Linked DNA regions of Homo sapiens: region 1 is linked to region 2. Evidence: read pairs that join two places in POLR2A ChIA-PET (ENCODE). Cell type or tissue: OCI-LY7. All regions are shown on one strand. Region 1 has its middle 98 kb from the start of RASGEF1B. Region 2 has its middle 99 kb from the start of PRKG2.

Evidence for each region. ChIA-PET counts read pairs that join two places held together with the same protein. Peaks named below come from ENCODE experiments on the same cell type or tissue, not always from the same donor. Only the 100,000 strongest peaks of a DNase experiment are listed, where the experiment ranks them.
Region 1: POLR2A ChIA-PET joins it to region 2 with 5 read pairs; 2 of 35 experiments call an interaction of 5 or more read pairs at or near these places.

The regions. Positions count from the first base shown.
Region 1 is chr4:81,371,431-81,375,430 of GRCh38, reverse strand. No RefSeq gene overlaps it. Among named protein-coding and RNA genes, the nearest start is that of RASGEF1B, 98 kb to the left of the region's middle. RefSeq lists an enhancer at 1-142. In OCI-LY7, a CTCF peak has its summit at 2,872; no DNase peak of the experiment used is centred here.
Region 2 is chr4:81,312,511-81,316,510 of GRCh38, reverse strand. No RefSeq gene overlaps it. Among named protein-coding and RNA genes, the nearest start is that of PRKG2, 99 kb to the right of the region's middle. In OCI-LY7, no CTCF peak of the experiment used is centred here; a DNase peak (open chromatin) is centred at 1,750; H3K4me3 peaks cover 972 bases; H3K27ac peaks cover 889 bases.

The sequences.
Region 1 (4,000 bases), 59 kb before region 2:
CCTTGGTTGGCACTCTGAGATGTGCTGGCTCCAGGTACCAGCTCAGCCACAATGCAGTAGGGCACCAAATGGGCTCTTGGGGTCCCTGATTCCAGGCCTTGGCTATTGGACAGCATTTCTGGACCTTCCCTGGGCCCAGAGAATGCCCACTACGCTGAAGGATGAGTCCCAGGCCTGGCAGCATTCACCATAAGCTGACTAAAGAGCCCTTGGGCATTAAGGGAACATCAGCAGTAGCCTGGCAGTACCCGCTGTGGGTCTGTGGTGGTGGTGATGGCCATGGTGGGGGGCCCCTCTGCCTATGAAAAAGGGAGGGAAGAGTGGGAAGGACCTTGTCTCATGGCTTGAGTGCCAGCTTCACTGCAATAGAATAGAGTACCAGGTAGATTCCTGGGGTTTTTGACTCCAGTCTCTGGCTCCTGGATGGCATCTTTGGACCTGTCCAGGGCTTGGGGAATCTTGACATTCTGAAGGGAAGAACACAGCCTGGCTGGCTCAGCCACCTACCGATTATAGAGCCCAAGGGCTTTAAGCGAACATAGGTGGTAGCCAGGTAGCGGTTACACTGGGCCTTGGGTGAGACCCGGTGCTATGCTGGCTTCAGGTCTGACTCAGTGCATTCCCAGTGCTGGTGGACACAGGAGTGCTTGTGTCCTCCTAGTCCCAGCTCCAGGTGGCTCAGTGCAGAGAGACTCTGCTTGTTTGCAAGAAATTAAGGGAAGAGAACAAGAGTCTCTGCCTGGTAAACCAAAGAATTCTCTTGTATCTTATCCAAGACCACCAAGATGGTACCTATATAAGTCTGCAGAAACCACAGCATTACTAGGCTTGGAGTTCCTCTAATGCAGATACAGGTTAGATCACAACACCTAAGACTCTTTGAATACCTGGAAAGCCTTCCCAAGAAAGATGGGTACAAACAAGCCCAGACTGTGAAGACTGCAATGAATTCCTAACTTTTCAATGTCCAGACACTGAGGAACATCTACAAGCATTAATAACATCCAGGAAAACATGACCTCACCAAATGAACTAAATAAGGCACAAGGGATCAATACTGGAGAAACAGAGATATGTGAGCTTTCAGGCAGAGAATTCGAAACACCTGCTTTGAGGAAACTCAAGGAAATTCAAGATAACAGAGAAGGAATTCAGAATTCTATCAAGTAAATTTAACAAGGAGATTGAAATAATTAAAAAGAATCAAGCAGAAACTCTGGACTTGAAAAATGGAGTGAACATACTGAAGAATGCATCAGAGTCTCCTAATAGTAGAATTAAAAAGCAGAAGAAAGGATTAGTGAGATTGAAGATAAACTATTTGAAAATACACAGTCAGAGGAGACAAAAAAATTAAAAAGAATAGAAAAGAATGAAGCATGCCTACAAGATCTAGAAACAGCCTCAAAAGGGCAAATCTAAGAGTTATTAACCTTAAAGAGGAAGTAGAGAAAGATATAGGGGTAGAAAGTTTATTCAATTGATAATAACAGAGAACTTCCCAAACCTAGAGAAATATATCAATATTGAAGTACAAGAAGGTTATAGAACACCAGGAGATTTAACCCAAAGAAGACTATTTCAAATCATTTAATAATCAAACTCCCAAAGGTCAAAGGTAAAGAAAGGAACCTAAAAGTAGTAAGAGAAAATAAATAAATAACATACAATGGAGCTCCAATACATCAGGCAGGAGACTTTTCACCGGAAACCTTACAGGCCAGAAGAGAGTAGCATGACATATTTAAAGTGCTGAAGAAAAAAAAGCTTACCCTAGAACAGTATACCTAGTGAAAAAGCTAGTGAAAAATATCCTTCAAACCTGAAGGAGAAATACTTTCCAAACAAACAGAAGTTGAGGGATTTCATTAACACCAGGCCTATCTTGCAATAAATTCTAAAGTGAGTACTTCAATCAAAAAGAAAAGGATGTTAATGAACAACAAGAAAGCATCTGAAAGTGCAAAACTCACTGGTAATAGTATGTACCCATAAAAACACAGAATATTATAACATTGTAACTGTGGTGTGTAAACTACCCTTATCTTAAATAGAAAGACTAAACAATGAACCAATCAGAAATATAAGTACAACTGTTCAAGACATAGTATATTAAGAAATAAATAGAAACAACAAAAAGTTCAAAAATGAGGGGATGAGGTTAACATGTACAGTTTTTATTAGTTTTCTCTTTGCTTGTTTATTCGGTGTTTTCTTCAGTTTCAAATAATGAGCTATAAGATAGTATTTGCAAGCCTCATAGTAACTTCACATCAGAAAACATACAACAAATACACAAAAAGTAAAAAGCAAGAAATTAAATTATACCACCAGAGAAAATCACCTTTGCTAAAAGAAAGATAGAAGGGAAGGAAAAGAATACCACAGAATAATCAGAAAACAAATAACAAAATGGCAGGAGTAAGTCCATACTTATCAATAATAACATTGAATGCAAATGGACTAAATTCTCCAATAAAAATACAGTAAAGTGATTGAATGGATAAATAAACAAGACCCAGTGATCTGGGTCTAAGATCACAAGCACAGGTGACCAAAGCAAAAATAGACAAGTGGTATCACATCAAGTTAAAAAGCTTCTGCACAGCAAAGGAGACAATCAACAAAAGGAAGAGATGACCCACTGAATGGGAGAAAATATTTGCAAACTACCCATCTTACAAGGGATTAATAATTAGAATATATAAGGAGCTCAAACAACTATATAGACATGTATCTAATAATCTGATTTTAAAACGGGTGAAAGATATGAATAGATATTTTCCAAAAGAAGACACACCAATGGACAGCGGTTATATGAAAAGGAGCTCAACATTACTGATCATCAGAGAAATGCAAATCTAAAACTACCACAAGATGTCATCTCACTCCAGTTAGAATGGCTTTTATGTAAGAAACACACTTCACCTACAAAGACATGCGTAGAATGAAAGTAAAGGGATGGAAAAAGATACTCCATGTCAATGGAAACCAAAAAAGAATAGGAGTCACTATACTCATACCAAAAGAGATTTCAAGATAACAACTATGAAAAGAGACAAAGAGGTTATTGTATAATGATAAAGGGGTCAATTTGGAAGGAAGATAGAACAATTGTAAATATATATGCACCCAATTCTGGTGCATCAAGATATATAAAGAAAATATTATTAGAGCTAAAGAGAGAGACAAGTCCCAATACAATAATAGCTGAAGACTTCAAGAGCCCACTTTTAGCATTGGAAATATCTTTCAGATAGAAAATCAACAAAAAATCAGACTTAATCTGCACTATAGACCAAATGGACCTAATAAATATGACAGAATATTTCATGCAATGGCTGCAGAAAACACATTCTTTATCTCAGTGCATGAAGCATTCTCAAGGACACACCATATTTTAGGTCACAAAACAAATTTTAAAACATTAAAAAAATTAAAATAATATCAAACATCTTCTCTGACCACAGTGGAACAAAACTAGAAGTCAATAACAGGAGGAATTTTTGAAACTATACAAACACATGGAAATTAAACAATATGCACCTGAATGACCAGTAGGTCAATGAAGAAATTATAAAGGAAATTGAAAAATTTCTTGAAACAAATGATAATGGAAACACAACATACCAAAACCTATGGGATACAATGAAGGCAATACTAAGACAGAAGTTTATAGCTATAAGCACCTACATCAAAAAAGAAGAAAAACTTTGAATAAATAGCTTATCAATATTTCTTAAAGAACTGGAAAAGCAAGAGCAAACCAAACCAAAACTTAGTAGATTTAAATAAGTAATAAAGATCAGAGCAGAAATAAATGAATTTGAAATGAAGAAAACAGTACAAAAATCAACAAAATGAAAAGTTGGTTTCTTAAAAAGGTGAACAAAATTGACAAACCTTTAGCCAGACTAACAAAGAAAAAAAGAGAGAAAACCCAAAACAAAATTAGAGATGAAAAAGGAGACATTACAACTGATACCACAGAAATTCAAAG
Region 2 (4,000 bases):
GAATATTGAACACATAAAGTCAAAGCTTACTTGAATATATGTGGAGAAAATTCCCTGAGAACATACCCTGTGATAGCACAAATCCAACTAACACAGAGTTGGCAACTGGTACTTGTTCTGGGCTAACATTTCTCACGTGCTGTCACAACTCGTTGCTGGGAGAATTAAGCCCATCCTATGTGGCTCCTCTGGAAGAAGACTCTTGAAAGCCTGCTCCTCGTTTCCTCCGGACTTTGCCGCTTGAATCTTTTTCCCGGGTTGATTAGGCTTAGTGTCTTTTACCTGTAATAAGTCATGACTACGAGGATCACTATAGGTTGAGTCCTGTGAGTCCTCGTAGGGAATCATCAAACCTGAGGGTGGTCTTGGGAACCCCAACTCAGTATCCTTGAAATGTTTTCTATTCCCTGTGTCTTTTCAGGGGCTAGTTCACTACAGAAATATTTCTAGTAGGGACAGAGAACTGTTTCCATACTATGTATCAATTTCTGGCCCTGCATAGACTAAATGAGAGGGGAGGCCATGTTAATTCACCCAAGGTGTAAAATTAATGATTTTTTATCCAAGTCTTCTCCTGAACATACATATTATAGAAGAATGACTTTTGAACTTAATTATTCAGCTATGGGATCCTTTATATGTAGAAAAACCTTATGGAAAGGCCAATACATGAAATATTTCAAAGTAAGGCTGCTCTGGTTGGGGAAGCCCTCAGAACCTTACCTGTTCATGTTCCTTCCCCCTTTCTGACATCAAGCTGGAAAATTCAACTTGGAGCTTACTTTAAAAAAAAACTGTATACCATAAATGAGAGCATTATGCAAGTTTATGTCCTCACAGAGGGAAATAGATGGTAAAGTAATTGCAATATTTACTAGTTAACTTATAAACAGAATACCAAAATTAGGTTATGACAACATCGTGTTCATTTCTTTAATCAGAAAGGAAACTCTGAACAAGAGAAAGTCATAGATGGCATAGCTAAGGGCATAACTGAAGTCCCACTTCTATATCTGACTGTTTTCCCTTAGCACATAAAGAAGAAAGTAGAGAACTAATTGTTTTTAAAGTATCTGTTATGAGCACACTATGTATTATTTCTTATAATGTTTAGATAGCCATGAGAGCTACTTTCTCTCCATTTTAATGACCGGGAGGCAAATCCTCACATTGTTGCAGAGTTGGGATTTGAATCCAGCTCTGACTCATTGCCACAACATACTGAACCTCTCAGTGTCAGTCTGTCAGATCATTCACTGTTTGACCCAACTATCTGGCTTACTAACCTCATGTGCTATGTTTCTTTCTCTTCTAGCTGCTAAAGTCTTTTTATCTGCCTAAAGAATGGCTGGAAGGCCCTACTTCTGTATGCCCTGCAAAACAGATAGATTAGGGGAAAGACATCTGATCATCCCTCTTCAAATAGAAGGCATTGAAATCTGGATGAGCATGTAGCCAAAAATATCCTCAATGGTTCGGCAGTCCTTGCTAAACTGAGCACACAGGAAATGTGCTTTAATTACCACTGGCCACGTCTATCTGAAAGATATTTTGCTGTTTGTGACTGTTTCTTAGCCTGATGCTTTTGTTTAAAAAGTTGGTTCCTGATAGCTGCTTGTCATCCTGAGTTTCCTAATTGGCTCCAGTTTTTCTGTGTTTCTTGAAGTTGTGCTTCAGTGAATCCTGAAAGCATTTCCTCTTTCCTCCCAGCTCATGATTATCTCACTTCAGCTAGTCACACAACAGCTGTCTGGGATCCAGCTGTCACCCTCCAATGCACGTGAGCAGTCCAGCAGAACGACATTACTGTGTACCCTGGCTTCACTCCAAGACTGGGGGGGTGACATTACTCCTCTTGGATGATGGAGGATTGACGAATGAAGGAAGTTAGGACAAAGTTCATAGCTGTAAACACCCTATCCATCAGCAAGGTGTAGTTCCAACAGGTGACAGATATTTGAACAGCAGAGATAACATGTACTTTTATTTTTATTTATTCACTCCCTCAAGGCTTAAAGACAACAGTGAGATAGTATATACTTCTCAACACTGGCTATGAAACATGCTGGGAATAAGGAGATTCAACTCTAGACAGAAAAAAGGCGGGGCACCAGGAAACCAGCCAGCTTGGCATAAAGGTCAGAGTAGTCAACAGAAAGAAGTGCACCACTCATTAGCAAAGACCAAGACCAAGAAGAGAAGCAAAATAGATTCAGTTTGGGTCCACACTGGACTCAAGAGGTTTTTTTTTTTTTTGAGATGGAGTTTCGCTCTCGTTGCCCAGGCTGGAGTGCAATGGCATGATCTCAGCTCACCATAACCTCCACCTCCAGGTTCAAGCAATTCTCCTGCCTCAGCCTCCCGAGTAGCTAGGATTACAGGCATGCACCACCATGCCTGGATAATTTTTGTATTTTTAGTAGAGATGGTGTTTCTCCATGTTGGCCAGGCTGGTCTCGAACTCCCGACCTCAGGTGATCTGCCTGCCTCAGCCTCTGAAAGTGCTGGGATTACAGGCGTGAGCCACTGCACCTGGCCAAGAGGTTATTTTAAAGGATTATTAAAAGGATTATCAATTTAGCTAGTATTGTACATTTTAATCCTTGAAACCTAAGAAGTATGTATCATTAATTCTGTTTTATAGATGAGAAAATCATGGCTCTGAGAATTTAAGAACTTTGCCCATGGTAATGTCATTAGTAAGTGGTAGAGCCAGGATATGAACCTGGTTCAGCTTAACTGAAAGCAGGTGCCAGTCAACTATGCCACACTGTGATCAAAACCAAGGCAGCAGTATCAAGGTACAATTCTAAAACGGAACTCTTTATGGTCTCCCAGAAATGAGTCTTCCTTTGTTCTTTCTTTATCTTAGTTACTGGCACCAGGATTCATGCATGCCAAGTCTGAAAGCTGGGACCCATCTTGATGCCTGCTTCTCTCTCACTCTTCAAGATTCATCTCATACATTGCCTCCTTTACAAGTCTTCTTTTACCTCCAGGTTAAATACTTCCTCCATTATAAGCCCATACAATCTACAGCATCCTGTTAACATATTATGTGCATATTTTCCTCTTCCACTTTAACTGGGCATCTCTAGAGGTTAGAGATGCATTCCACACATCTTTGTATCTCCATCACACAGCAAATGACTGTCACATAGTTCGTAGTTTAAACGAATAATTGAAATAATAGAAAGGACGGATGAATGAATGAGTGCATACCAGAATATAAAGAAAAGTGTGTTTCCTTGCCATTTTTTTTTTCCTTTTAGCATTAACTAGAAGAGAATTTTTCACCCAAGAATGTTGAATATTATAGTGGACCTTGTCTTTGGTGGCAGTTTTACAAGATGTGTGGGAGGGAAATAACAAGTACACAATATGTTTACAGTTTTAATAATCACTAATTAAGCACTTTGGATGGGCATAGGCCACCAGATATTTTTAAGGAAAACAATGGCTTCTCCAGGATACTTAATAAACATTCAGTTACGGAAAGCTACTTTGGGCATTAAGGATGCCAAAATTCATGTTGAAGATTCTTCAAGGGGTGCATTTTTTTTTCCTGGTGTAGACACTGGATACATGTGCTTTCTGGATCCTCTCCCTTCAATTGTACAAAGCTTAGCAGAAGTCACTTGGCAAGTCTAAGACTAACTGTGGCTGATCACCTGCACCTATTTGTCTCAATGTGATGCCTGAGCCCTGTGGAATTGTTTCTACTTGCTTCATAGATCTGGGGAAAAACTATGGTTGCACTTCTTGTATTTTTCCAAATAATTGTTCGAGAGGACCACTTTTCTTATTAACAGAAAGTCCAGAATCACTGTTAATTCCTTTTCCACAACACTAATTTTCCACAACCTTGAGGGTTTGATTAATTTGGGAAGGGGGGCTGGGGTTAGCACTGCTTCCAAATGCCAAGTACAAAGCAAACCAGAATAGTGGTTGAGTCCACCGCTGCCCTTGCTTCTTGCTGCTGCATTCAGTTGTCAGATGG